Regions from separate parts of the Mus musculus genome. Here region 1 is linked to region 2. Evidence: chromatin loops called from intact Hi-C (ENCODE). Cell type or tissue: heart. All regions are shown on one strand. Links, peaks and the distances in the headings refer to the core of each region. The heading gives the core; the rest is flanking DNA.

What was found. A loop is a pair of places that touch in the nucleus more often than their neighbours do. Peaks named below come from ENCODE experiments on the same cell type or tissue, not always from the same donor. Only the 100,000 strongest peaks of a DNase experiment are listed, where the experiment ranks them.
Region 1: a loop joins it to region 2, with 4 times the contacts of the local background. A loop is called at or near these places in 7 of 42 quality-filtered maps.

What each region holds. Positions count from the first base shown.
Region 1 is chr3:69,116,054-69,131,568 of GRCm38, forward strand. Kpna4 (karyopherin (importin) alpha 4) reads right to left here and starts at 11,039. Exons shown (of 17, transcript NM_008467.4): 1 at 10,679-11,039. The coding sequence starts at 10,747. Gm1647 (predicted gene 1647) reads left to right here and starts at 15,180. Exons shown (of 3, transcript NR_126533.1): 1 at 15,180-15,372. In heart, for the core only: CTCF peaks have their summits at 9,897 and 10,100; DNase peaks (open chromatin) are centred at 10,118 and 11,108; H3K4me3 peaks cover 2,780 bases; H3K27ac peaks cover 2,128 bases.
Region 2 is chr3:69,714,823-69,730,337 of GRCm38, forward strand. Nmd3 (NMD3 ribosome export adaptor) reads left to right here and starts at 7,233. Exons shown (of 16, transcript NM_133787.2): 1 at 7,233-7,300; 2 at 7,587-7,644; 3 at 9,435-9,569; 4 at 11,539-11,635; 5 at 14,516-14,596. The coding sequence starts at 7,601. It also overlaps the pseudogene Rpl32-ps. In heart, for the core only: no CTCF peak of the experiment used is centred there; DNase peaks (open chromatin) are centred at 7,159 and 7,889; H3K4me3 peaks cover 2,586 bases; H3K27ac peaks cover 2,127 bases.

The sequences.
Region 1 (15,515 bases), core at 5,115-13,114, 600 kb before region 2:
CACTGCTCAAAAAGCATGTCAGCCAAGTGTGGTGGCACATGCCTTTTCAGCCCAGCAGGCAGAGAAACCCCGTTTCAAAACAGCAACAACAACCAACCAAACAAAGAATGTCATTAGAATACTTATATGATGGGCCTATTATGAGCACACTTAGAGATTTGGGACTTCACTTCATCATAATTGTTATCTGCACAATTGTTAGTCAAACCTAGCATGTTGTTCCAGCCAGGGGGCAGAACTTTTTCATCTTTACATCCCAACTTCTGGGCAAGAGAGAGTGCTAAAGTGATCACCAACCACCAATAAACTTAATCATGCCTATGTATGTAAATGATGTGTATAAAATACCCCTCCCACTAACCCTAACAACAATTATCTGGTGTTTTAGGAGCTGAGTATGTAGCTGTACCTGGAGAGCAGTACATTGGCAGAGGTCATGAAAGCTCTGTGGTCCTCCTCATATAACTCTTCCTTCTTCAATTTGGCTGTTCAATTGTAGCCTTTTAGTTCTTTAACTGTTTCCCTGGACTCTGTGAGCTACTTTAGCAAAGTAATTGAACCAGAGGATGGTATTCATGGAAAACTGGATTTATAGCCAGGGGATCAAACAGAAGGCCATACACAGCCTGCGCCTGCAAATAGCATAGGAAAAATGGGGCTTATCTTTGGGGACAAAAGTGTGTGTGTGTGGGGGGGGCAATTTTATGCGAGTAAATCCTAGACAGCTTCTGAAACTGATTTTGAGGACATCTAGCTGATATCTACTAAAAAAAAATGCTTGAGAGATTAATATTTAAAAAATCTCCTTCTCCCAAATTTGTGAAAAAAAAAAAATCTCCCAGATCTGGTGCCAGGAGTTCTGCATGTAGAGCAGTTTTGCTCTATCTGTATTTGTAAATGGGACCGTGGTTTGTTTGCTTTTGACTGACTTCTTACAGGAAGCATAATGTTTTCAAGGTTATATCCATACCTTTCTTATATCAGCACTCATCCCTAGACTGACTCTAATCAAAATGCCAGCTGTTGCTTGGATTTATCTGATTATAAGAACAAGATTTCCCATTATACTTGAACTATTTTCGGCTGGTTCTTTCCCCTAAAACAATTACATAATTTACAATCAGCTCCTTCTGCTTGGAGTTATTGGGCAACTTTCAATTTTAACATCATTAAAAAGACCACATTAGACCACTAGAGAGCCAAGCCACTTGGGTTTTCATAGTATCTACTAAAGAACCAGGTTCAATAACTATGTTGAAATATCAGATTAACATTTTGCTTCTTTTTGTGGACTACCAAAAGCTCAAAGTGGCTAAAGAGGCAGGTCAAATAGGAACAAGGCAGGGTCATCTACAATGACTATGCAGAGACCATTCAATGTAGGGATTCCAGGGTACAACTCTCAAACTGAACTGCTACTTGGAGGAACCACAAACATACTCATTAAACTAAAGCAGGCAATAGAAGCAACAGGGTCAGCTGACACAGCTCAGTTGGGAGACCAATAATGGAAGGATACCAACACAGTATATAACACCTTCCATTTTTGTAAAAGGGAAGAAGAATTTGTTTTGGTTCAAAAGGATACAGTCCGTCATCACAGAGGACATGATGGCTTGGATAAACCCAGTAGGTAGCAGTAAGAAAATTTGCTTTTTTAGTATTAAAAAGTATGTCCATAATCAAATTAGGAAACACTATATTATCATACGATTTTCGGGTTTTGTTAATAAAAATTCAATGAAGTAACAAGTAAAATGTAATTTACATTAATATTACAAGTTTAAAAAAAACCCAAAACAATAAGAAGACAGGGTCTTAATTGTGTATAACAGGTTGGTTTCACCATGTTCCTGTCTGTGGTCTCCTGAGTGGAGCTGAGATTATAGGTGTGCATATCACACAGAGTTTACATTAAGTTTGAAGTAAATTAAATTTATAGTAAAAGTGAAAAGGAACCAAACTTCCTTCTGATACTATTTTCAATAGTCAAGCTACTCATATTAACAGCAAATGTCTATGACTTGAAAATTATTATGGATACTAGACAGTGTGAATTAAAAGTGTTTTCTAATGCTGTAGAGATGGCTCAGTGGTTAAGAGCACTGGCTGATCTACCCAGTTCGATTTCCATCACTCACATGGCCCCTTACAGCCATCTGTAACTCTAGTCCCAGGCAATCTGATGCCCTATTCAGACACTGTACACATGTGGTAGGTACACAGACATATGTGAAGGCAAAACACCCATACCCATAAGACAAAACAAAAAACTGGTTAAACTTACAATCTTGTGGGAAAGCAGCAAAAAAATCTACATAAAACATTAACCCGGGTGGTAGTGGCAGCATATTCACTAAAATCCCCGCACTCTGGGAGGCAGTCAGGTGGATAGGATATACTGAATGAGTTCCAGCACAGCCAGGGCTGTACAGAGAAAACAACAACAACAAAAAAGAACCCAGTCTCAAAACACAAGAAAGCCTGATGATCTGAGACAGATTCCCCAAACCCACCTGCTAGAAAGGGACACTCAACTCTTTCAAATTGTCCACTGATATAAACAATGCTTAGAGTCTTTTGTAATTAAGTGACAGTTATCTGTATCAAAAGCAATGCTAATAAATTATAAATGTGATATAAAAGTATGGTTCACAGGGTCAGGGGTCCTGAGACATTTTAAAACAAAATTTTAAAGGTCAAAACTATCTTCCTGACAAAACATACATTAATATGTGTTAATGTATGGGAACACATATGCATGTTAGCACTGCACTGATGCCAAAGGGTTAAAACTGCTAGTGCTCTAGCATAAACTAAGATAAACCAGCATTATGCTGTAATGGTGTCATTGTATTTCAGTTAGGCCAAGTTACTGGAGAATGTCCTTGGGCCTGGAGAATGACTCAGCAGTTAAAATCTCGGGCTGCTCTTCCAAAGGAATTGAGTTCAATTCTCAGTACCCACACAGCTACTTATAACCATCTGCCACTCCAATCCCAGGGGATCCAACTCCCTCTTCCGGCTTTCAGCAGCACCAAGCATACACAGTGCACAGACATACATGGAGAAGAAGCACTCATACTTTTTGATGCCAGGTATGGGATCTTTAATTTCAGCACTTGGGCGGTGAGGCCAGACTGATCTACATAGTGAATTCTAGGCCAGGGAGGGCTACTTGACAGGTTACAAGCCAGCAAAGGCTACACAGTGAGACCTTGCCTTAATACATACATACATACATACATACATACATACATACATACATACACACACACACACACACACACACACACATGCAAACACACACATACACAGAGAACATTTATCAACCATTCCTGCAGCAATATCTATAATCATATGTAGAAAAAAAAAAGTACTTGGACAATTAGGTTGTGAATTGAACTATTTTTTTTTTCCCCAAGAAAGAGCATTTTCACTTGAAAGAATGACAGAGAAATTATGGTTATTTTGATTTAGTGTCTGGCAGATTTAGTAAGTCTATGGCTTAAAGGAAAACAATCTATAGTATTTACTGCTAATGATTAAAATGTGGGTTTTCAAGTAAAGATTAGTTTTAGAAAACTATGTCCACGACTATGAGCTTGACAAGTTTTGAACAATAGTGATTTTTCTGAATTGTAATAATATCAACTGTGAATTTTCTTTTTTTCTTTCATTCTTTCTTCTCCTTAATTTTATTAAAAAAAAAATTCTTAGGTTGGGAGGAAATCTTTTCATTGTATAACAAACTGTGTCAGCATTTGGAAGATCTGAGTAACTTCAGTCTGGTTTTGTCAGTGGGATGTTTTCCAAATAACTCAATACATGTAACAAAACCATGAAGAGATATATTTGAAGTGTAAGTCAGACTAGTGTCTGTGGTTCAATCAATATTTAACTTAACAATGTAAGGAGTACACTGATACAGCTTCAGACAAATGCCAACCAATCCTTACGAAATAATCATCCCTGGAGCTATACCATAGTATCATTAAGTATCCTAAAAGGTAAATGCTTTTTTAAAAACCCTTATCTGTATGCTAAATTCAGAAATTGATATGGAGATACATACATATCTTCTCTTAAAGATGGAAAAAAGTTAAATATGAACATTCTTTTCATTAAATAATTTTGGTTTGGGGAAGCCAAGTTAGTTTCCATTAATATTTCTTCTATCCATTAAAACACAAAACAAAACAAAACTTTGAGGTGTTGGTTTCTCTTTTCCATCACAAGGGTCTCAGGGATTGAACCAGGTCATTGGGCTTGACAGCAAACACTTTTGCCTGCTGAGTTATCTTGTCAGTACAACATTTAGAAAGTACTATTTCAGCCCCACATGGCCTTTAATCCCACCACCCAGGAGGCAGAGACAGGTGGATCTATGAGTTCAAGGCTAGCCTGTTCCACAGCCATGGCTACAAAAAGAAACCCTGCCTTGGAAAAACAAACAAACACCCCAAAAAGTACTGATTCTAATTTCCAAATTGGAAAAAATTGAAAAAGATCCACAAATTAAAAACTAAAAGTCTGTAATGAGTTTTGAACCTCAAACATCTACAGACAGACTTCTGAACTAAAACAAGACTTCTTCCTTCCTCCTCTTCCTCCTCCTTTCTCTTCTTCCTCCTCTTCAGTCTTACCAAAGGCCAGTCTGACTTCAAACTCACAGCAATTCTCCTGCCTCAGCCTGAGCCTGTTCAGAAAAGATTGCCTGGGACTGGAATTACGAATGAACACGAGGAGCCATGTGGGTGACAGGAACTGAACCAGAATGAGGACAACCAAGTCCTCTTAACCACTGAGTCGCTGCTCCTGCCTCAGCAAACATTTTGAATTCACACAGGTTAGTAGCCAGAATGACTCTTATGTCATAGACATTTGCTGGTAATATGAGCAGCTTGACTAGTGAAAATGTTAAACTCTATACGTGCTTCTAAGTATGTGCCACCATGCCATGGCCAGCTCTGTTGTATTTTGTAGGTGCCGCTCAATATTCTCACAGCACTGTCTAGCAGACGGAGTCTTCCTGAACGCTGACTTTACCAAATCTAAATGGAAAGCAGGTAAGTTTTTAGTGTTAGAAGTTCATAAATGATACAAAATTCCAAAACTCTCTGTGCAGAAAGCAATAGTAATGCCTCACCTATAAAATATGCTAGTAGTGCATTAGGCTGAGAAAAATTAAAGATAATAGGATATAGTATTAAAAATAAAGACTTTGATACACACCTGAGATAAAAATCAATCTCTTGACTGTTAAGTCAGAAGCACAAATTTCTTTTTAATTTTCAAAATTGAGATGAATTAAAAGTTAAACATAACTGAAATAGGTGCTCATTCAAGACTGCTCCTGCCTCTGACCAACACTAAACCAGAAAGCCATCAAATCAGCAATGCATGTCAAATTTTTATTATGCACTCTCATTCAGTATAGGCCTCAAGTAAATGTCCACTACCCCAGAAAACACTGAAAATATTTTAGTAACCAACAACCTCTGTCAGGAATAGCTATCCATGGAGCTGGAGAGATGGCTCAACAACTAAAGGCATTAGTTGCTTTTCCAGGACCCTCATGATGGCTTATAACCACTTTTAAACCCAGATCCAGGGAATATGACACTGTCCTCTAGCCCCAGCAAACAACAGGCACACATGCACTACACAGACATACATGCAGGCAAAATATCCATACACATAAAATAAAAATGCTAAAAAAAAAAACCCCATCAAAACAAAAAACCCAAACAACTATATTAAGGGTGTAGTGGTAGTGAGGAATGTCCTTAATCCTAGCACTTCAAAGGTAGAGGCAGGCAGATCTCTGTGGGTTCAAGGCCAGTTTGATCTATACAACAAATTCCAGGTTAGCTAGGGCTACACTGTGAGATCCTGTCTAAAAATAAAAAACACCCAAAAGGAAATGATTATATTAGAAAGCACAAGAACTTGGGCTCAACTGCCCCCCAAAACTAAACCAAAACAAGTATCCACATATGCATTTTTCCTAAAGCTGTTTCATTCTTTCAAAACTACTCATACATTCTTCCCAACAGTGCATATTCATTTGGCATACTAGTAAACTGTGAAAATTATCAATGAAGCAATTCTGAAGTCAGATGTCTTAAAAACTAGAAAAGCTGATAGGAAGCTAAAACAATAATTTAAATCCCAGTACTATTTCTCTCAGAGGTCTCATATTGTCTCACGCATGAGCTATTATTTGAAGAATTAGACAGTAGTTATTTTAAGCACAGTAAGTATGTTCCAAGATTTGTGGTGAGAGAGGTCAGTCTCTAAAGTTATAAGACTTACTAGCTTAGCAATGTTTTTCACTTTGAGCCAACAAAGCTGGTTCCCAAACACAAAACAGCACAGCACCTTTATTAAACCTGTCCAACCTGACTTCATATTTTATACTCAAAATTATGTGGTATTTTAATACTCATACTTAGCATAAGTTGTTTTCACAAGACCTAATTACTTTCTAATATATTTTACATTCTATTTGAACCAGCAAACTTTTAGAATGTTTTTATAAAACCTTTGAAAGTTTACTAGAATGCTACAAAAGAATCCGTCTCTCCTACCAAACTTAGAAACAGATGATCTTAATTTGCTTTGCTTACTCCTGACAAATCTCATTGGCAATTTGGTTACTACCATTTCCTATGTTGTACTATATGACCTTTTTTATGTTAGTGCCTTCAAATTAGCACTGGACAATCCTCTACCACACTACAGGGAAGAAGCCAAACTTTGATGAACATTATCTGGTAACTCCTTAAACAATATTTCAGATAAATATTCACAAACACTTCCTTTGACTTCTGTCTTTCAAAATAAAAAAAAAAAAACCATGACTATTTTTTGAAGTTGGATTGATAGACTGAAAAGTACTAATGAATATTAAATAGAAATCTAGAATCATAAAATTATGACTTCAGAACGGTCACATCATTGTGCCCAATTGCCCTCTAATAGGCAATTCATTGACTCTTTTATGTGCAAAGTTTTATACATATACACACAGAAACAAACAAACAAACAAACACACAGGAAAAACCACACACACAGCTAACAGCAAATACGGAAGCAAGAGATTCAATCATACTGAATCCTATTAAGAGTCCTCTCTCCCCAATAAAAAAGATAAATTATATTGAGTTGTCAGGCATCTCACTAACCTACTAATGGCCACAGCATTCATAAAGCAGATGTTGTGCACTGTCATCTTTGTAGATGAAAAGAATCCTAAGACTTAAACGATTCTTCCAGGTCATACTCAAAGTTAGAGATCAGGTAAAATGAAATTAAACTGGCAGATTTTGTCCTCATTTTAACCAACCTCTTCCCCACATGTTACAGTTACCTAACTCTACATGCAGCTGTAATATTTACACATTTGCTGTCTAATAAGGTAGCGACCATCCACACGACACCATTACTCACCTAGAAGAGAACTGGGCTAAACAGAGAAATAACCTAATGGTAAAATACAAACTGGACTTTGAAAAGTTAGTAAGAAAGGAATCATGTCATGTGAAATATTTCATTTTTAAAGCTGGATTAAATGTTAAAATGGCCTTTAGGATATACTAGGCTAACTCTCGCTGTACAGCAATAGAACTGCCTCCTCCAAAACGTAAATATTAAGACTCAAAAAAAGCAGTATTTTATTATCTGTTACATTTCACATACATTACATATGTAACACAATGCAGTAACTATATCATGTTATATAATGTGTGTGTATATATATAAAATGTATATGCATATATGTATACATACATATTACATACATAACCCAATGCAGTTAGCTATCTGAAGGGGAAGAAAATGTACTAACAGGCTTTGGAAAGATTCAGGCATATAAGTGACAAATAGACTGCCTAGAAGTAATACAAGATGCTTCTGTCTTATTACAAGTACTCATCATCTTTAGAAGCTTTTGTTTTCTTTTGTGGTATTGGGGATCAAACCCAAGGCATCCTACATACTATGATTTACCACTGAACAAGACCCACTTATGTGATCTTGAGTAAGTCACAGAAATAAGATAATTTTTATTTAGTCATGTTATATTTATAGATAGAAAATTAAAATATTCTAATTTCCAATGCACCTACATGAATTCAGTCATTAGTAGTGGCTACAGATATGATCTCAAAATACATCTAATATGCATTTATAGATAATTTAAAATCACCTATCATAGTAGCCAGGTTGATTCAGTATTAATTTATTAGTCTATAGTGGCAAGAAATACAGAGTAAGGGTAAATTACATTTTTGTTTGTTTTTTGTTTTTAAGATAACTTAAAACAGGGTGGTGGCACATGCTTGCAATCCCACAACTAGAGAGAGGGAAGCAGGGATAATGCCAGTAAAAGATAGTGTTCAGGAGGATGAGGGAGAGAGGTTGAGAGTGCAAGGCTCTCCTAGGCTACAAGTACATAATGAGACCTTGTCCAAAAGAAAAGAACAAGAGGGGTGGAAAGGGAGAAAGTAAGTCTGGCAACCCTATAAAAAGTTAGATGCAAAGTTCCAGTATTACCTAGCATTCTAGGTTTGTAGCCAAAAGAAGTAAGACTGTTACACAAGAATGTGTACATAAATGCTTATAGCAATAAGATGTGACCGATAACAAGGGTTAACCATGGTTCTATGAAGATAAACACATAAACACAATGTGCTATAACTATATGCAACAATATTAGTCAGACCTAAGAAAGAAACGTTCTTGTTACAGCATGGATGAATCTTCAAGTCAGGTAGCCACAAAGTATCCTAAAATGTACATTCCATTTACATGAAGCACTCAGAATAGGCAATCAAAACAAACATTGCTTTGGGTTGGAGTAGCTGAGAAAGAGAATCATTGCTAATGACATATATCAGGAGTTCTTCAAAGAGTAGAAAATATTCTAAGATTTGACTTAGGTGCTGATTGTGCAACCATTTAAACACATTACAAACCACTTTATATGGGTGAATTATATAGTATATGAATCACATTTCAAGGAACCTGTTAAAAATTGGTAGCAAAAAAAAATTAGAGATTGTTTGGTTACCTGATGTTTTTCTAAAATTTCTAACTTTGGAGTATTTATCAAATTTATATTCCCTAACTTGTGATTTTTCCCATTCTAGATATTCATATTAGTAAAAATAAATAGGTATTTTTCAACAAGTAAATTTAATGACAACTATGAACTATACATTTAAAAAGTTGGCTTTTGTTACATGTAAATTACTCCAATAAAGAGATTAAATTTGGGAGCTGAAGAAATGGTTCAGTTCTAAGCACTCACATGGCAGCTCCCAGCTGGAAGCAACTCCACTTCCAAAGGATGGGCTCCCTGGCCACAGGGCACACACATGATGCACATACACACACATCCAGACAAAACACCCCTATACACAAATCTAAAAAAAAATTTTTTTTTTTAAATTTCTTCCACTATAAAAAATGATCACAAAGATAAGCATCCTTAACTTTCAAACAATCTCTAAATAGCAACACACACCCTGGGACATACAGTTCTTCTAACGACTGCAATAAGCTAAAAGAGGATAAACTACATTAAAAGACTGACTGGCATTGGGAAAAGTCAACAAAAGTTGCCATCTCTATCCCGAAAATGCTCAAATTCAGGAACCGACCACAGCAGTCTGAAGAAGTTACCAGAACATAAAAGGGGATAAGAAGCTAAAAGCTTGACTTTTTTTTTAAATTCCCTATATTAAAAAAAAAAGTCACAATGGAAAGAAACTGTGTGCTTAATACATCGAACCTTGGAAGCAACTGTGTCTATGACAACGAAGCCTTCTTCCCCCCTTTAAAATAATACGTGATGGTGTCAGTCCATAGCCTACCGGATTCCTCACTGCCACCACCACCAGGAGGTGGAGAGAAAGGATACCGAGAAGACTAGGGGATGACAGCTTTGTATAACCCTTTGGACTTTTCTATGTAAGAATGCAAACTGGTGGTCTCTTCTCAGAGAGGAGTAAAAAGATCTGTGGACAAGCTCAAATAAGGCGGTGGAGGCAGGTGATCTTTTGACTGGAAAGGGACACATCGTGAGCCACATCTTTGAATCAGCTAGGACCAAACTGAAACCCAGGCCGCTGGAAGGCACTGCTTAGCATCACCAGGACCGCCTCTCGCGGCGGGGGTGGCTTTTTTTTCTTTCTTTCTTTCTTTCTTTCTTTCTTTTTCTCCAGCGGAGAAGTTGACTCCTGTAGTTTGGACATTGAAGTAAAACCAGAGTCGGGGCGATTAGGAAAACCTGCATGTGGAGGCGTCTCGGGCCCGGAGAAGTTCCGAGGTCGCCGCTCGCTCCCCCATCGCCCTCCACCCGCGACGCTTGGCGTCGGGGGCTCGAGCAGAGCCTGAGCTTCCGCCGCTGCGGGGCCTCCGCCGCGGCTGATATGCCCGCCGCCCTCACCCGTGTCTGGCCGGCTCGACAGGACAGGCCTAGGCCGCACCCGGCGGGCCCCGGCGCTGTCGCCGGCGGAGGCGGAGCAGGCCCGGCACAAACTTCCCGGCGCGGCGCCCGCGTCACGGCCGCTCGCCCGCCCGCCCAGCGCCATGCCGGCCGCCGCGCCCGCCCGACTCCGTACGCACCCCGCGTCCCGCCGGGGGCCGGAGGCCGCGGACCCCACTGTACCTCCAAGTCACGGCCTTTGTTCTTAAAATTCTTGAGCCGTTGGTTGTCCAATTTCTCGTTGTCCGCCATGGCCGGGCCGGCGACTCTCCCCACCCGCCCGGGCCCCGCGGGATCCGCCCCAACCACCGCGCCGCACAGACGCTCCCAGGAAGCCGGCCGCCGCCTGCGTCGCCCGCCCGTCCGCTCGCTTCCTCTCGCCCGCCGGGCCTCCGCTTCCTGGCTGGCCTCTCCTGCCCTGAGCTCGGGTACCACAGCAGCTCTGGCGAAGACGACTGCGGGGCCAGCGGCGGCGGCGGCAACGGCGGCGGAATGTGCTGCCGGCTGAGAGGGGGAGGCAGCCTCGATCTGAGGGCCCGGCTTTACGGCCACGCCCATCGCCGCCAACCCGGTCCGCCGATTGGCCGGCCGGGCTCCGGAGTGCTTAGCCAATCAAAAGGGACGATGGAGAGCGGGGGACGGAAGAGCGAAAGGAAAGGGGAAGGGAGAGTCTGGGGCAGGAAAGGGACGGGGCGCAGGAGCTTGGGAGGGGAGGGGTCACGCGCGGAGGGAGAAACCCGAGGCAGCCGAAGAGCAGCAGATCCGGGAGCGGGCGGGGATGGGCAGGGTGTAGTGGTCCTGGTTATGGTGGGATGATTCCCGGGGTGGCTTTAGATGTTGGGGTTCTGAACTTCGTTCTTTTCTCCCCCGGTGTTACTTGAGCGCTTCATTCACTTTGGAAGGCAAAGAGGTGTGTCTAAGCTACATGTGAAGTCCTAAACCCTGAGTCCTGTTCTGGGAACTGCGAACCAACCTAGGACCCGGCATCGTGGCTAGGACTGACTACGGTGATGTGCATTCTGAAAACTGAAGGGAAAGCTAGAGGGACCCGGTAGGAAAAGGAAGGTAGAAGGTTCGCAACAGGTAGAAACTTGAGAAAAATTGGTCCTTCCCTAATACCCCCATTTTGAGCAGTTTCTCTTGGGAAATTAAACTGCTTGATCACAAAGTATTAATTTATAGAGAATGACGACTATGAGCCATGACATAGCAAATGCAACATTGTGACTCTTGATAAAGGAAGTTAATCCCAAAGAAACCTCTTAACCAGGAACATTGTAACCAAAGGCGGATGTAAAACAGGTACAAAAGAGCCTCTCAAATTTTTCAGAATCGCTCCGGGCCGGTGACTCGGTTTGTAATCGTAGCTACTGGGCAAGAGGAGGAGCTGTTAAAGTAGCCCAAGAGCAAGGCCAGCCAGAGCAAGAGTCCAAAGCCACTTCGAGCAGTTTAGTGACACTTCCCCTCTTCTCTTGCGGGTTCATCTCAAGATAAATTAATAATAATAATAATAATAATAATAATAATAATAATAGAAATACAACTCATTGGAAGAAGCTAATTATGCTGGAGGCCCTAGGCTCAGAAAAGAGAGTGAGGACATGTTTTCAAAACTATATTTAAGCTGAGCATAGTGATCCACACGTTAAATCTAGCAAAGGCAGGTGGAGATGAGTTTGAGGCCAGCTGAGCTACATCATAATACCCTGTCTAAAAACAAACAAATGTGTGTGTTCATTTATCAATTATTAGTTCCCCAAATTGTGTGGTTTTTGTGAAGCAGTGGCAGTTCAGAGTCAGAAGGAAGAGGAAAGCTAAATGTGTCTGAACTTGGCAAAAAACTCTATTACAAAACCCTTTGGGAACATTTGGCTTCTGGTTCTTTCTGGTATATTTTGTTTGGGCAGAACCACATGCAGAAATGAATGTTTAGGATGCGAATATTTTATAAACCCCTTATATAAAGTCAAAGGAGGATGCTTTTGTAAGGTATAATACAAAGACAATGGGTTCAACAAGATAAAGGATTGAGTTCTTTTGGGAATGGGGGATAAAGAGAACTGCAGGATAGGAGCCTCTTGAAGATAACTTATAATGGAATGGTGGGAACAACCCTTTAGATACAAAGTAATGCCTTCCAAATAAGTCTTTGGTATTTTGTATACTTTCTGCTGGGCTTGGCGAACAAGCATTTTGGAAGTAATTCACACTGAGGGTTAACTTGAATGTAAGTTGAATTCAGAACTTAAAATTCAGATGAAGTTCATTATGTGTGTGTGGCATGTCGGCATATTCAGGTATACACATCTTTGTGCAAATGAGGACAAAACAAGATATCCTACATTGTTATTGCGCTCCACCTTATGGCCCGAGACAAGGTTTCTCACTGAATCAAAAGCTCACCATCGAAGATGTGCTTGCTGCCTTGTCTGCTTACCACCTCCTCCCAGTGCTGGGATCTCAGGCATACACACCTGCACTGGCTTTGCTGGGGAACCAACTCAGGTTCCCATACTTGGAGACTCTCTCCCTCATATAGTTTTATTCTCCAAAGATTGATTTAGTTGAGGTGATACTGAATTTACACGCTAGAGCACTAGTATATTTTAAAATATGACTAAGCCAGTTATAGTTGTGTATTCTACAATCCCAGAGCACTAGTATATTTTAAAATATGACTAAGCCAGTTATAGTTGTGTATTCTACAATCCCAGACTTATGGAACTTGGGCAGTAAGCTTCAGAATTCTGAAGCCAGTCCAGATACACTGAGAGACACTGTGTCCTAAAGCAAATCCATGAGATCTAAATGTGGCAAACCGTGCCTGTAATGTCAGCACTTGGAAATATGAGTCTGAATTCTATGTGAGACTAGGCTACAGAGCTAGAACCTGTCTCAAAAATAAAATGAAACAAAGGAAGGGTGGATTTAGGATAAGAACATTTTGGTGTAAGGATGGAGAGAGGGAGGGAGAGAGAGGAGGATTTTTTGTCTTAAGGGTTTGTGATTATGTGATCAAAATGAGAATGGCACATAGTATTATTAAGTAAAGGAAAGAAGGAGTTTTATACATTGCTAGATCTTTCTAAAATATAATTTGTGTTTGTTACAGTTGGGCTGATTCAGGAGAGAAAAATATTGAATCATAGCCAGTCACTATAGTTTGTGTATACTATGTCAAATGTTCATGTATTGAACCTTGGTTACCTGTCTTAGAGGAATTTTCCTAAGAAAGGATGAAGAGAGTTCTTGTGAGACCCTTTGATACCTCACAAGAGAGAGTTATAAAAAAGGACAAGCCTGGCTACCCGATCTTGTTTGATTGCCTGTCTAATTACAAGATCTTCCTCTCACATCTCCATGATCCTATCTGCCATAGAGGGGAGGGAAGCTTACCAGAGTCACTATAGTGCTATTTGAAGAGCTCCAAAACTATGAGATCTCTTTACTTTAGGAAGTAGCCAGACTAAAATATTTTGTTACAGTAACAGAAATTGGGTTAATACAGTAGCATCTTGTATTTTCTCAGGGTGTGTGAGGGGGATTAGGAGTGGGTTGACCAGGCATGGGGGACTTCGTGTCTTTTTATTCTCAGAAGCTTCTAACTTATGGCTTGGGGCGTCTGAAGAAAATGACTATTTATTTTGAAATTGATGTTAATTCAATTGAGGGAGGACAAACACCTAGGTTTTTGTTTGTTTGTTGACCTAGCATTGCATTGCATGCAGTCCGGACTGACCTCCATCTTTTTATGGAGACAAAACTGGACTTGAACTCCTGGTTCCCCTGCTTCTGCTTCTCCAGTGCTGCCCATTGCTTGTATACTCCTCCACACCAGGGTCGTTTATTTCTCAAAATTAGTTTCGACTATTTAATCAAAGGGAAACATTGAATTGAATTAGGCTCAACCCTCATCCTAATACCCTCCCACTTCAGACAAGTTCCCTGCCCTGATTTTTAAAACTTTTTAAAAGACAGTAGGTTGCAAAGGTTTCTATAATCATAATAACAATGTTACCAGATACTGAGTTTCTACAATCTAGGTCTGGGTAATTTGTTTATGTGAGATATTTTATTATTATTTGTGTGTTTACTCTTATAGCACTAATCCAATACAATATGACAGGTTTGTTTGTTTTTGTTTTTTTTTTTTTTAAAGACAGGTTCTTACTATGTAACTAAGGTTTGCCTGTAATTTGTAATCTTGTTTCACATTCCCAAGTGCTAGGATTATTCCCCCCTCCCCACCCCATGTCTTTATAAGACAGCCTTCTAACCCTCTGTTTAGGGTCCCTCAGGCTAGATTAAGCTGGCCTCTGGCTTGCTGTATAGCCAAGAGTAGCCTTGCGTTCTTAATTCTCCTGCCTCCACCTCTCTAGTGCTTAGATTGTCGGAGTAAGTCACCACACCTAGCTTTATAAATGCATTGACTTCTTACAACGATCCTATAAAATAATTGTATTCACTTTACAAATATAAGATTGAACGGAAGAGAGGTGCAGGAATTGATTGAAGTCAAACAATGAATGTTAGAGCAGGCATCTGAACCAATCCTGGTATCAGAGCCACCTGGGAAAGACATGAATGTGTGCACTCATGGTGCACTTTGAAGGGAGGTATTACTTCCACTTTCTGTATGAGAAGCCTAAGGTTTAGTGTGCCTAAGAAGTCTGCCAAGCCTCACACCACTACTAAGTGCTGATTCTGGGCCTGTTTAGCTCTGAACACCACACTCCTGGTAGATGAACCAGCAGTCACTCTGTCTTTGAATGTAGTAGCTCAGGTGGACCTCTCAATTCTAGCGCTGAAAAGTAGGCGAGAAAGCTGCTCAAAGCACAAGTCCATCAGAATCCCCTAGGAGCATAAATGCCGTGTTGGTAAGTCCTTTCCATGTTTTCTGTTTTAGAAAGTCTGAACTCCTGAATAAAAGCAGGGGTCCTGCCTCCCGGGGCAACTCTGAGATCTACAAGATCTGGCATGACAACCATTTTAAAGATTGTTTCAATCTTAACAACAACAA
Region 2 (15,515 bases), core at 2,591-10,590:
GTGATTGGCGACGACAAGGCTCCAGCAGGAAGAGGAACGGTGTGTAATGGGAAGCAGATATGGCCTAAACACATTATCACATGAATGACAGCGTCATAATGAAGCACATAGTTTTGTAGGCGGTGGTGTGATGGAGAATAGTCTCCATAGGCACATACACTCCATGCTTGGTTCCCAGTTGGCAGAACTGTTTGGGAAAAAAATTAAGAGGTGTTGTCTTGTTGGAGGAAGTGTTACTGAAGGCATGCCACATTCCCGTTTAGCCCCCTCTGCCTCGTGTTTGTGGATTAAGATGTAAGCTCCAATCGACTGCTCAGCGCCATGCATACCTGCCTGATGCCATGCTTCCCTCTTGCCAGGATGTCATGGACACCCTCTCTGAAACTGTAAGTCCCCAATATACTCTTTCTTCTTTAAGTTGCTTTGATCACAGTGTCTTACCACAGCAATAGAAAATAACTAAGTCACTTGGAAGATCCTGGCAGAATGTAAAAGGACACAGAAGCCCTGAAATTGGCAAGATAGACATCAGTGTTAGGAGAACTAGCTTCACTGATTTAGAAAAATAGAGGTGCACAATGCTCTGGCCACTCCTCGAACCTGTGTGTCTGCCAATGTTCTGACCAGGTATGTGACCATTGCTGCACCTTCATTAGACTCTTTCCTTGTACCCCTCCCATACCCACTTCTTGAGAATAGACATTGTTTAGATCTGGAAATCCCCTACTCTCCCCCTTCTCCTTTCCCCCCTGAGGGCCTATAAAAACTGGGACCTCTTTCCCCTCGAGGTCGACTCCTCTACCCCTGCGTGGGATATGAGTCGTCCCCAGAGCTCTGGCTTTCCCCGAATAAAGCCTCATGTGGTTTGCAACAAGCTCGGTCTGTCGTGAGTTCTTGGGTGTCCGCTATTGTCCTGAGGCCTGAGCTAGGGGCTCCTTTCGGAGTCTTTCAACTGTAGAAAAATATACATTAATAAAAATAAAACATGATCTATTGGATTTGAATGGTCTATGCTTATAGATAATAGGATTTCTAGAAACAAAAAAACCCTGAAAAACTATCATCTGAAACACATTAGCTATAGGAATATGAAAGCACTGTAGTAAAGGTTTAAGGGAGAGATTGGAGCAATATCAGAGCAGGAAAGAATGCTGGCTGCTGTTCCGAGGGCCTGAGTTCTGTTCACAGTACCCACATGACAGCTCTCAACTATCTGCAGCTCTGTTTCCAAGTGACTTGGCACCCTCTTCTGACCTCCACAGATACCAGGCACGCACATGGTATAGACATACATATAAGCTCATCTACATAAAATAAAAATAAATCTAAAAAAAGTAAGTCCGTATATACAGGATTGTCACTGTATTAGTCAGAGTTTTACTGCTGTGAACAGACACCATGACCAAGGCAAGTCTTATAAAAAACAACATTTAATTGGGGCTAGCTTACAGGTTCAGTGGTTCAGTCCATTATCATCAAGGTGGGAGCATGGCAGCATCCAGGCTGTCATGGCTCAGACAGAGCTGAGAGTTCTACATCTTCATCCAAAGGCGGCTAGTGGAAGACTGACTTCCAGGCAACTACGGTGAGGATCTTATGACACACCCATTCCAACCAGGTAACACCTATTCCAACAAGGCCACACCTTCAGATGGTGCCACTCCCTGGTCCAAGGATATACAAACCATCACAGTCACAAAATAAATAAAAGATAAAAAATCCCTCCCCCAATATTGAACATAAAAAGAATTTAGGGAAAACTATGAAGCCGATAGGTAATTATCTTTGTATTTTCCCCCGTCACCAAAACGACAGTAGAGATAACTTTATGTCTGCAACTTAATCACCCATCTGATATTAAAAACAGACTGTAAAATATAACCTAGCTGAAAACCAACAAGCCACAGATTAAAAATCTGCTAGGTTCGGATTAAAATATGGGATGTTTGGCTGAAGAAATGGCTCCATAATTAATAGTGCTTGCCTCTCTTCCAGGGGACCCAAGTTCCATCACCAGCTCCCATGGGGGGGGGGTGGCTCACAATTGTCTGTAACTCCAGTTCCAGGGGCATTTGACACCCTCTTCCAGCCTCAGAGTCTTTATTCTTTTTTTTTTTCAGTTTTTGTGATTTTATTTAAACACAAAACATGTACACAAGCCATCTATTCATTTTCTTCGCTGTGTAGCCTGGTGTTGGGATTGGTGACTCTGATGGCCAGCTGTGCTGCTCTTTCTACAATGGCTTTTCGGTTCTTAGAGGACACGTTGTGAGCAATCTCAGCACGGTAAGATTTGTTGCACATCAACAGCACCTCCGGCTCCTTGATATTGTGGACCAGGAACTTGCGGAAGCCACTAGACAGCGTGTGCTTGGTTTTCTTGTTGCTCCTGTAACCGATGTTGGGCATCAGGATCTGGCCCTTGAACCTTCTCCGCACCCTGTTGTCGATGCCTCTGGGTTTCCTCCAGTTCCACTTAATTTTCACATATCGGTCTGACTGGTGTCTGATGAACTTTTTGGTCCTCTTTTTGACGATCTTGGGCTTCACCAGAGGCCGGAGGGCAGCCATGATGCTGCATAACAGAAGGTAGCCACCTCGTAGGCAGTGCCGAGGAGGGAGCCAGAGTCTTTGTTCTTAACCACATTATACTGTTGCATTACTCGGATTCCAAAATACATACTATGCAAGAGTCAATCTATAATGTTGCTTCCTTTTTTTTTCCTGGACAAATAAGACCTTTTTATATGTTGCTAGTTGATTTTTTCCCCCTAGAAGATAAACTCGAAGAACGCTAAGCCTGGCCAAGGAAATACTTGTTGGACCGTGAAAGCAGCTCTCTGCCAAAATTCTGCAAGTACCCTCTTGTTTGCAAGAGATGCCTGGCATCAGTTCCGCAGAGCTCCTTTGTCTCCCCCTTTTGTTTAGTCATATTTTGTAACATAGTGTTGAATACAGCTGCCTGATATTGAGTATTTTCTTAATGTCAGGAGTTTTTCCTCCTGGCCATTAAAAATAACAAAACCAAGCGAACAATCAATATAAACATTGCATCACAGAAGGAGCTTGAAATACTAAATTGTTAAATTAAATTTAACTTTCCCAATCTGTCATGGATATTTTCCAATAATCCATTAGCTGTTAGTGTATGTACTTGTTCTGCAAACATGTGATTAATATCTGACCATAATTTCAGTATTTCTTGAGTTACCATGAATTATTAAATGTTTTCTGACCTAATCCCAAGGGAACAAGGCCTCACTGCAGTACACAGACTTGAGTCACATTCCAATCACATCTTAATGAGAACTGTCCTTGTAAACTAACTGCTAACATAACCACAGTTGATTCTAAATCAGCGATTTCAGCACGGAGTCTATATGTCTTTGAATGTTTCACAGTTTCTCTGAGTCAGAATGCCATTCTAAACTATAAGGCACAGTTTGGATGTGTCGACACACGGCTACGTTAGCAGCAGCAGCAGCAGCAGCAGCAGCAGCAGCAGCAGCAGCAGCAGCAGCAGCAGCAGCGGCAAAGACCACAACTCCCAACACAAGGGCAACAATTAGCCCAACCATTCTTCAATCCTTTTTTTCTTTTGACCCAACATATGATAACGTGAAGACATGGAGTGAGATTCTTCCCAGGCACGAGCCATCTCTACAGGCATCCAAACACCAGTCTGGGCTTAGAGTACGTAAATTCTCTGAAGCTCAAATTAACAGGAATGAAGAACGTTTGGAATAAGACACGTATCCTTCAGACCGATTCCGAGTAGTTTTGACAATCATAAACAAATAAGGAAGACAAACAGACGCCATAATATTATGAGACACATGTTTTTAAAACTATTGACTGACTCTTTGTGAATCTCATGTCATGCACTGCAATCTCACTCATGTCCCTGTCTCCTTCATATCTGCCCTCGGTCCTTGCATCACCCCCGCCCAAGAGAAAACAAAACAAATACATACATACATACATGCATAAATTAAATAGAAAAATGCAAAAAGAAATAAAGTAAAAAGCATCTCACAACTGGGCAGTGGTGGTGCACGCCTTTAATCCCAGCACTTGGGAGGCAGAGGCAGGCGGATTTCTGAGTTCGAGGCCAATCTAATCTACAGACTGAGTTCCAGGACAGCCAGGATTACACAGAGAAACCCTGTCTCAAAAAATCAAAAAATCAAAAAATCAAAATAAAATTAAAAAAAAGAATTCTTACTGTGCTAACTGCAGTGTGCCACAGTGTGTCACACAGTATGTCCTTTTTTCCACACTTCTTTGCAAATGCTCTTTGCAATGAGTCATTGGTCTGGTTCAAGGTCTCTGGCTTCTGCTACACTATGGATTCTGGATTCTCACTGGGACTCCCCTTGGATATACTGTTGTTGCCCTGAGTCATGGAGAACCTGCAGCTTTGGATTGGTTGGACTAGCCCCTTCATGAGCTCCAGCAGTTCATATCTGGGGTAGATGTTGGGGTGGGCCAACTCAAAAGCCCTGGATCTGGGTCTAGGTAGAAGTTGAATTGGTTAGCCCTCCAGTTCTCCTGCACCCATGCCATTAGGGCCAGCTCTCCTGCTTTGCTCAGGTGAGGGACAGGGCCAGCTCTCTTGCTTGTGGCAGTGGGCAAGACATGGGGCCAGCTCCCCACCTTTCAGCTGATTCTCCCATGCTCACGCCACCAGGGCCAGCTCTACTGTGCTGCCCAGGCAAGGCAGGTGTGGGGCCTGCTCTCTCGAGTGATGCAGCCAGCGGTGGTGGGGCCAGCTAACTTGCCTGCCAACAGCCACAAGATGAGGTACATTTTTTTTTTTTTAAATAAGAGAGAACATAGTCCTATTGTTAGAAGTAGTTTTCTATATATTCCTTTCCCAGGCCCAAATGTTACACGATGATTAATCCCAAAGATGGTTGTGAGTAGTTCCTCTCTCCATATGAAGAGAGGAGGTACCATATGCTTCCACGTCATACTAACCGTAGATTCGTTGCTATGGGTGGGTGATGGTATTATTATTATAGAACTATCTTTTTTTGTTTTTTTTTTTTTGTTTGTTTGTTTTGGTTTTGTTAGATATGGTTTCTCTGTGTAGCCTTGGCTGTCCTGGAACTCACTCTGTAGACCAGGCTGGCCTCGAACTCAGAAATCCACCTGCCCCTGCCTCCCAAGTGCTGGGATTAAAGGCGTGCACCACCACCGCCTGGCTGATTATAGAACTATCTTAATTCTGTGTCTTTCTGCACCTTTGGTGCAAGCAGAGCCTGTAGGCACCAAGGTATGAAGTTACCACAGCAAGAATTACTCACAGCTCACAGCTCTGATCCTCTTCATTGTTCCCAGACACTTACCTCCAAGACTACAGGAGTGTGGCGAGGAGGAGAATGAGGTGGAATGGAAAGACTATTAGTAATATTTTCTTCAAACCCCTCCCCTATTCAAATGAATAGGTTCTTGGGTCCTTCATATTTGTTCATTTATGAATAATAAATAACTGCCCCTTAGCTATAACTTTCAAATATGAACTTCATGCCCAATCCAAAAAGGAAATCCTCCCACTTCTATTTGATAAGATGAATTCAAATTTAAACCCTCTTCATTGGGGAACAAAGACCCTCTACTGTCATAGGGTCCTGGAGTCCAATTAGAGTCATTAGCCTAAATTGGAATAGTGTGATCCTCTAGATATGCCACTTGGCTAAAGGCAGGCTTAGTAAGAAAAATTCTTTGCCTCATTTACCTGAATAGTGCCGACGGTTAATATGAGTGCAGGAGCCCACAGAAGATAGAGGCATCCCCCTGGAGTTGAAGTTATAAGCCATTCAAAGATGATAATACGGATGCTGGGTACTGAACTCTAGTGTTTTGCAAGAATAATAGTATGGACTACTGAGCCATCTCTTCAGACCACTTTCCCCTCTTTATGCAGGTGCTGGGTATCCAACTCAGATCCTCGAGCCTGCATGGCAAGCACCTTACTGACTCAGCCATCTCCCCAGCCTCCAACGCTAAGGCTTCTATTGGAGTTCTTAGGACTCTCATGTATAGAATCATAGCATCTGCAAATAAGAATATTTTGGTTTCTCCCTTTCTTATTTGTATTCCCTTTATTATTTCCCTTGTCTTACAGCCCTAGCTAAAAACTTCCAACACTCTATTAAAAGTGGAGAACATAAACACCCTTGTCTGTTTTAGTAGAAATTAGGCATATCTTTAAAAAACAAGTAACTAAAGTTTATACTGTAGTTACATTTCCATGTTCATTATAAATGTCTTATAAAACACAGATGATTGTGTGGAGCTGGAAAGGTGGTGGCTCAGCAGTTAAGAACATCTGCTACTCTCTCCCAGGACCAGAAGAGCTTGGTTCTCAGCCTCTGTGTTGGGCAGTTTCAAACCACCTGTAACTCCAGCTCCGGGGCGTCTGACACCTCTTCGGACCTTAGAAATGCTAGGGTCTTCCTTTTGACATCAGTTTCGGTTACAGTTGCGGATTTACCTGTTTTCATCTATTTTGTGGATCCACTTCTGAGAAAAATATGTTTCAGATGATTTCTTTAAGAATAATACTTTTCTTTAATGAAAAACATTTTATATTTTCTGCTTACTATTAAAAGTACAGTGTTTGCAATATAATAGAGAGTTTTCAGTTTTTCTTTCTTTTCTTTTTCTTTTTGCATCAACTGTTTAGTAAACAGCGATTCGATACTCTTAAGTTGTCCATGGTGATATTTACAGTGGCCATGTTTCTTTAGAAAGATCCATGTATTTTATGTATTTGAGTGTTTGGCCCGCATGAATATATATGCACCAAGTTTGTGGTTGGTGGCCTCAGAGTTAAGAGGGCGGCAGATCCTCTCCAAATGGAACTCTAGACGTCAGTGAGCCCACCCTGTGAGTGCTGGGAATTGAACCCAGGTCCTTTGTAAGAACAACTGCTTTTAACTGCTGAGCCCTCTCCCCAGGAGCTGAGAAGTGCATTTTAAAGATACGGGGGCGGGTGGAACGGTGAGCCTATCACAGACACCAAACTGTTGTAATCACTGTCCCGAGCCTGCTCAGCTCGCCCGGTCTCCCGTATCCCCACCCACTCACTCCATAGGCCCCGCCCCTTGCTACACGTGTATTCTTTGACCCCGCCCACCCGTCCCCTTCTCCCGCACCCTTCAGCACGCGGGATTTCCGGTTCTCCTATCGCGAGATCTTCGTAGGTGTGTAGCGCGGCTGAGGTAGCCGGTAGTGCGTCCTGGCCGGCGGGTTGCCCGCTGTGGGTGTATTTCGCCCTGTCACGGAGCTGCTGGTAGGTTCTGGGTGGGAGACCCGGCTCCTGCGCCAACAGCGGCCAGACGAGGGAGCGAGCCGGGCCCTGTACCCGGGCTGCGAGCGGCCCGCACGGGCGCCGGGGCGTGGGTGTGGGGCCGAGGCCGGCCGCATGCGGAGCCGCGGCGCGGAGGAGGGCGGAAGGGCCGTGCTGGGCGGCGGCTCGCGACCCCCGGGCTTGTGTGCCGCACGCATGGCTGTCCCCGAACTCAGGAGACTCGACCTGATGGATCCAAGTCTCACCGGTCCTTCCCTCCCCTTGATAGGTCGCGCGCGAACCATGGAGTACATGGCAGAGTCCATTGAGCACAGCCCGGGACACATGTGAGTTGCGAGCCCGCCCTGATCGATCCCTTGGCGTCTGCAGATCGTAAAATACCGAGAAAACGGTTAACGCTAGCAGGAGAGGTCCTTTTCTCGGTGGGAGAAAACGGTTGGGTCTTGATCGCATAGGAAGTCTACCCCATTTTAAGTCCGGTGTAGAAAAAAATGAGTGCTTTGAGAAGACGTCCTCCTAGAGGGGCACGAGTGGACGTGTACGGTTGTCACCCGGCTCCTCTGTCGTGCTAGCCACATGGTATGCGGTGCTCACGTGCAGCTAGTGGCCACCACTGGAAGATTATCTTAGTTTTCTTTGGGCAGCCGTGGGCCACGGTGGCGGAGGTTCACAGACTTTTTCTGCTGTTTCGTTGAAATCTTACTTTCGATGGAGCCAGTCCTGTTAGATTGGCCCTGGAATTCACTCTGTAGCCACGGCTGACCTTGAGAGCCTTGTCCCTTCAGCCTTAGCCTCCCAAGTGCTGCGATTATGTCAGGCCTGCTTCACAAAATTTTTCTGCCTCCAGTACACTATAGAGTTATACTCCTGTAGCTTAGAGCATCGGTAGGCATAGGTGCTCTTCTTGTCCTGTATTTTTGTCTATTTCTCCTTTTAAAAATTACTTTGTAACATAAAATACAGGGTTTCATTATATTTTCATGTATATAGGAGGGTCCGCATATTTAACATTGTACAGCGTTCATATTTACCCTACCATTGATCTTCCTTAACCCTCCTACCCCCTCACAGGTCCCTTTCCTTTCCTTAATAATCTCCTTTCTGTTTTCATGGAATACGTACATTTTCCTTTACTGTTCATTGTGGGTCCCTGTAAAGGGGGCCTGTTCGCATCTACGCATTGTAGATGCTCAGAACAAAGGGGGCACCCACTAGCCGAGTCAGATGCAAGAGAAACGAGAAACGGATCTTACATATATTGTTTGTTTCTCTTTGTTGTTTATTTTTGCTTTTGAGACAGTCTTACCATGTTAAGTCCTGCTTACCAGGAACTCATAGAGAGATCTGTCTGCCTCTGCCTCTGCCTCGCAAGTGCTGGGTAAAGGTCTGCACCATCACACTTGGCTGTCTTTTGTTTATATTGTTGAATTTATGTGCACATTAGTGTTTGCTATTGTTGTTAGACTATTTGCATTGCTAATTTCTTTTTTTCTTAGTTTTCCAATTTTAAAGAAGAGATGAGGGACTAGGACATTTCTATCATTGCATGAAGTTCATTAGCATGACAAAGTCGCACAGTGCCCTCTTTAAGCATTTTCAGAATTATGGCCCTTTGATTTTTGCCGATGTTTCAGGATTCTTCTTCACTCTGTCTTTAAGATTGCCTTTTTCCCCTCTTCGAGACAGACTCTCATGAAGCTCTGGCTGGCGTGAGACTCACAGATCTGTGTGCCCTGCTTCCTGGTTGTTAAGACGAAAAAGATTTCCCCCCACACCCCACTTGTCTTTTAAAAACAAATCAACTTATTTTATTCGTGAGTGTATGTGTGTGTGCTAAGTGCATGTAAGAGGCCATGGACATCAGAAGAGTGGTAGACTCTCCTGGAACTAGAGTTACAGATGGTTGTGAGCTGCCTCTTGTGTGCTGAAAATTGACCCCAGTTTGCTATAAGAGCTGGAAGCACTTTGACCCATTAAGTGTCTCCTCCCCCACTTTAAACAGTAGAATCTTGAAGGCTTTGGCTTGGTAGGGGTTTTTTGTTTGTTTGTTTTGTTTTGTTTTTGACTAGTAAATGTATAAAATCTAATTGGAAAAAATCTGCTTTATTTTCTCAAGCTTGTGCTGTGAATGTGGTGTCCCAATTAGTCCAAATCCTGCCAATATTTGTGTGGCCTGTTTACGAAGTAAAGTTGACATCAGCCAAGGTGTTCCAAAGCAGGTCTCCATTTCTTTCTGCAAACAGTGTCAGAGGTACAGTACATTACTACTTGTTTAGCTTCCTTAAGTTGGTCTTCATACAGAGAGCCACTGTGTTATGCTGAGATTACTCTGAAGTATACGGAATGAAACGTGCTGTTGAGTGTTAATTTTTACCTAGTTGATGTTACCAAGGATATAATAATTTGCAGTTTTATGCTGTGCTTTCTACTGTCCTACTAATCTGGTAAGGATAGAAAAAATATTTGTATAAAAGTGAGATACTGAATCTGACAGTAGAAGACGCCTTCTGAGAGCTGATGCATTCTTTCTTCAGTTTCGTTCCTTTAGTTGTTGGCTACATCTGTTTACATCTATCCATATGTCTAGTGAGAGACTTAAACCTTGTCAGTGAATATAAAAATTATATGCCTGTGACTTCCCAGATAGGTTTAGCATTTGCTTTGTGTATGTGGAAATTGTCTGTGGACCTCTGTAAGAATTCAAAATGTATTTCCCCAAATCTCTGCACATATATAAATAAGCCCATGAATTTAGTGTACTATTTTAGGGAGTTTACAGTGTGTGAGCCTGGTAAGTATGAGGCTTTTGGTCTGTTATGAATATTTATTATTAAATACATGGTGAAGTTTTAAAAGTATTAGACAAAGAAGCAGGACCCCCAAAATATTAGAAGTTTCTATCAAACTAGTTTTCTGTCATGCTTAGATACAGTCTGAGTCTCAATTTTCTCATGAGAATGAAGGGTTTTTATTAGATGATAAATAGTATTTGAAACATCCTTTGAAAATACTTATAAACAAATGGTTTTTATTGAACCTTGAAACAGGAAAATTAAAGTGTTTAACCATTTAATACCATGGCAAGAAAGCATTACATAACTCAGGTGAAAGTATTTAGCAGACATTGTTAATAACCTCTGTGTACTGGACCTTGGAAGACTGGGTTAAAAAAATTCATAATTTACAGAAAGGATTTGTATTTTACTATAATGAGGTTTAATTAATTTTGTTTTTTCAAGATAAAATTTCTCTGTAGCCCTGACTATCCTGGCCCTTATCTTGCTCTATAGACCAGGTTGACCTGGAACTCAGTTTGTCTTTGCTTCCCGAGTGCTGGGATTAAAGGCGTGCACCACCGTGCTTGACTTACTGAGGCTTATTTTGAAAACTTGTCTTTTTCAGCTTAAAAATTGAAATGAAACTTGATGACTGAACTTTTGATATACATTTCTATGTGTACTAATTTTCCTGTTTTTGTATGAGAAAAATGTTTCGCAAACATTTTAGAAGAATAAAATAAATAATTTTAGAGTCATTTAAGATAATTCTTACCTGTTGGTCAGTGTTCCTTCAAAGAAATTTTGGAAATATTGCCGTGTTTACTGGAATTTAAAAAGAAAGTCATTTATGTGTAGCTGTGTGCACGTTTGGTGTCCCTAAAGGCCAGAGGCATTGAATCCCCCTGGAGCTAGAGTTCCAGGCATTTGTGAGCTGCCCAACAGTGAGTGCTAGGAACCCCACCTCAGTCCCCCTTAACTACCGAGCCATCTCTCCAGCCCTCCTTACTGGGATATTTTATTTATTTATTTTTAACACGTATGCATTTATTTGGTATGTGTGCGCACTAGGCCACACTATGCATATGGCGGTCACAGGACGATTCATAGGGTTGGTTCTCTCCTTTTACCATGTGATCTCAGGTTGTCAGTCCTGGTAGCAAGCCCTTTTACTCTCTGAGCCATCTTCAGAGCTCTCTTAACTCAGTGCTCTCTTAACTTCTATTTTTAATAATTGAAACGACAAAATACATAACATATCTCAGATTGGCTTTCTCCAAATATTAGAATATTAGTTTTGAACTAAAGACACTGGTCTCATGGGGTAAAGCTTTAGAGTAGAGTATTACTCCTGATTAATAATCAGTATCACTTCTTTCTACTAATGGAAATTCCTGTTTTTTCCTGAAAAGCGGCAAACTTTAGAATGTTATCTTCTTTCAGATATTTTCAGCCACCAGCATCATGGGTACAGTGTGCTTTAGAGTCCAGGGAACTTCTTGCTTTGTGTTTGAAAAAAATTAAAGCTCCTCTGAGTAAGGTAGGTCAGTAGTTAATATTGCTGTACTTTTTCACTGAAACACTCATTTTCAGAAAATCCTTTGCTGTGGGTTTTGCTTTATTATGGTGGCTGTTGTTTGTTTTTTTTCTCTTATGTTCTTTTCCTTTTGTTTTTTGAGGCTGGAAATTGAACCAAGTGTCTTTGCCATAAATTATCAGGGATTCTACCACTGAACCATTTTGCTAGTCCCACACAATATTTTAATACACAAACACACACACTCTCTTACTTTTTATATTGACCTTTGTTGAAAGGTAGTATTTTTATTTTATTAGAAAAATTTGTTGAGATTTAAAATTTTTATTTGTATGGATGCTTTGCATGTGTATGTGTCTGTATATTATGTATGTGCAGTACCTTTGGAAGTCAGAAGAGGGTGTTGGGTCCTCTGGAACTGGAGTTACAGATGGTTGTGATCTGATTTGTGGGTGCCCTAGAAGAACAGCAAGTGCTCTCACCCACTGAGTGAGCCTTCAATATTATTTTTTAGTTCTGAAATCTTTCAAGTTATTGATTCATCTTGCCCTTGGACTTTTTAATTGCCTGGAGTGAAGCAGTACAGTCAGGATGACTAGAAAGGGAAAAGAATGCTCCATTGATTGTTGTTGTTGTTATAAGTAGAGAGCATAGTAAAAGGATTTTAGGATTTCAAAATGTTAAGTGGGTACAGAAGAGACTGAAGAACCATATGGGAATTGGATTGTAGGAAATGAGAGGGAGACTCAGGTATCTGGAATTACGTTAAAGGACAAAGGACTTAATAAAGTTGACAATGGCTTCTCTAAGAACAAGTGTGCTGAGCCTGTTAAGGGAATGCTGAAGTGAATGTCAAGGTCTCTACATTCCTGCAGATGGAGGTTAGAGGCTTTAGGAGAGAAGGCAGACTTATTTAGTGCTCTGTACATTTGTACATTTCCACCTAACTCCTGCAGATACTTACTAACTGGAGGCAGGGAGGGGTACACTGGGGGGGTAGGGGAAAAAGGGTGGTTAGGAACTGCTTGCTATTCTGATTTAATTTCTTGACTACTGGACTTTGCTGTAGCTCACTCAGTCATACTAGTTGGGTTTTATTCTTGAGTACTGCATTTGCCTTGGCTAGTCTTGCTATCACTAGATAGTATCTGGTACAGTTATAATCTGCCTGTTCACACTTTTCAGTGTATTACTTAACAGATTTTTCTGTGTACCTTCAGACCAGTATCAAACTGTCTACTTAATGTATGTCATAGATGCCAGGAAGGGCTCTTTGTCCATTAAATCTGTTGTTTATTTATGTCAAAAAAATTGTAATATCTAGCTGTTTAAGCTTGCTACTTGGGTATTGTACTAGTGTGTGTTCTCGTCCTCTTTCTAATATATAAGTATTAAATTAATCCTATAGAATTATCTTTTAAGTAGCTCTTGCTTTGCTTATTTCTGGTTCCTCTTAGTTCGGGTTCCTACTTTGATTATTATAAAGCCTCCATTCTTTTTCTCTCTGTTTCTTTGTTTTAAAGTTTTCATTCTAGCCTTACTGCATTATGTTCAGTGTATCAAGAATAGCAAGCTGTTTTTAGCTCCTGATCTAGAAGTATTAAAATTATGTAGTCAGTATATGAACATTTCCCAAAATAATGTCCATCCCCCTACACACAGACACCCTGAAACTCATTCTGTAAATTTTTTTTAATGGTCATTGATGTTTTATCTGCGTGTATGTCTGTGTGAAAGTTTCAGATCCTCTGGAACTAGAGTTACAGACAGATGTGAGCTGCCATGTAGGTGTTGGGAATTGAACCCAGGTCCTCTGAAAGAACAGCCAGGGCTTGTAACCACTGAGCCATCCCTCCCCTAAATGTCCATTCTTTAAAGGAAAAAATAAAGAAGCCACAGAGTAATGTAGAAAGATATTAACTTGAGTGGAAGCTTATGTTTGTGAGGTTGCTTTTGGGTAATAAAGGCACCAATTCATTTTCTTACGAAAAAGTAAATTTCTGTCTGAAGAGGAATACTTTTTTTTTTTCTTTAAATAAATTTCCCCCCTCTGAAAGCTACTTTTAATTCTTGCTCAATATAATAGCACAGTCATTGGGTTGCCCTTTCATTTGCTGCCATTGTTGCCATGGTTTTATAGTGATGGATTGCAATGATGTTAATCACATGTTCCTTCAAAGATCTTATGAGTCTATTTAATTTTTTTCCTTTTTTTAAAAAATTCTTTCATAAAATACATCCTGACAGAAATTTCCCCACTTTCCACGCCTCCCAATTTTCTCTGCCACCTCCCCCTTTCCCCAGATGCACTCCTCCATTTCCTTTCAGAAAAGATCAGGCTTCCCATGGATGTCAGCCGAACATGGAATAGAGTAACAAGATACAGTAATACTAGGCACATATCTCCCTCAAGGCTGGGCAGAGTAACCCAGTAGGAGGAAAAGGGCCCCAAGAACAGACAAAACACTTCACACTCCTACTGTTAGAAGTCCCACAGAAACACCAAGCTATATAAGATATGTATAGGACCTAGTGCAGCCCCAGGTAGCCCCATGCAGCCTTCATGATTGCTGCTTCAGTCTGTGTGAGCCCCTGTGAGCTTGCTCAGTTGATTCTGTGGGCCATGTTCTCCTGGTGTCTTACCTCTGGCTCCTACAGTCCCCCACCCCTTTCCAGGGGTTCCCTGAGCTTCATGGGAAGGACCTGGTAGAGCTCCAATTTTAGTGTGCTCTCTGCCTAATGTTTGGCTGTGGGTCTCTACATCTATTCCTATTAGCTGCTGGTTTAAGCATCTCTGTTGAGAGTCTGCTTATTAATGAGATAGTCAGTCATCTTTCCACCTCTCTGGTGGGGACTTATATTTCTTTTTTTCCCCTATTGAAGGTTCGGCTTGTCGATGCAGGCTTTGTTTGGACTGAGCCCCATTCCAAGAGACTTAAAGTTAAATTGACAATTCAGAAAGAGGTAAGCTGCTCACTTTTTCTAAACATGGTTAAAGTACACGTAGTGAGAATGAGGGACTAGGGTTAAATTATTTTATGGACTAAATGGCTTAAAAGGAAGAATACAATCTAAGTCTTAGTCTTTTGTTATCTTTTGGTCTTCTGACATGATTAGGTGACTAGCTACAATTGCTCAGAATTGGTGTGTTCAATAGTCTCTTTAAATAAAGGTTTTGTTTTTGTTTAAGATAGGTTCTCACTAGGTAGTTAGTACTTGGTGGCCTAGAGCTTAGTAGACTAGGCTGGTTTGGAATTCAGAGATCTCCTGCTTTTACTTCTGAGTGCTGGAAAAAAGGTGTATGTACCACCATGCTTACCCATATGTTCTTCTGAAAGTGAATTCTTTGTGTGCCACATAGGCATATATGTATACACATATATCATATACATGTCTATACAACTGAAAAATGTTTTTAGATTTAGTTCTCAACTCAGTAAATAGTCAAGAGTGATTTGGAATTTTTGATCATCCTGCTTCTACTTCCCAAGTGTTGGAATTATAGGTGTGTGCCAGCATGCCTGGCTTTGTGTGGTGGTGAGAATCAAACTCAAGGCTTCAAGCACTAGGGACAAGCACTGTACAATCAAACCACATTCCTACCTCCACATTATTAAGAGAATATGTTCACAACCACATTTTCATGAGGTAAACTTAAAAAGATAATCTAATCTTTGGATTTCATGTGTCCCTTTCTTAAAACAGTGTAACCACTGAAGGACATGGCTCAGGGGTAGAGAGCTTGATCAGCATGCATAAGGTCCCATATTTAATCCTTGGTTGTGCACCCTCTTCCCCAAATGTAGTATACTTAGTTTTATAATTTTAACTTTGACTTATTGATGTCCTTAATGCATTCATAGAAAACATTTAAGTTACTAAT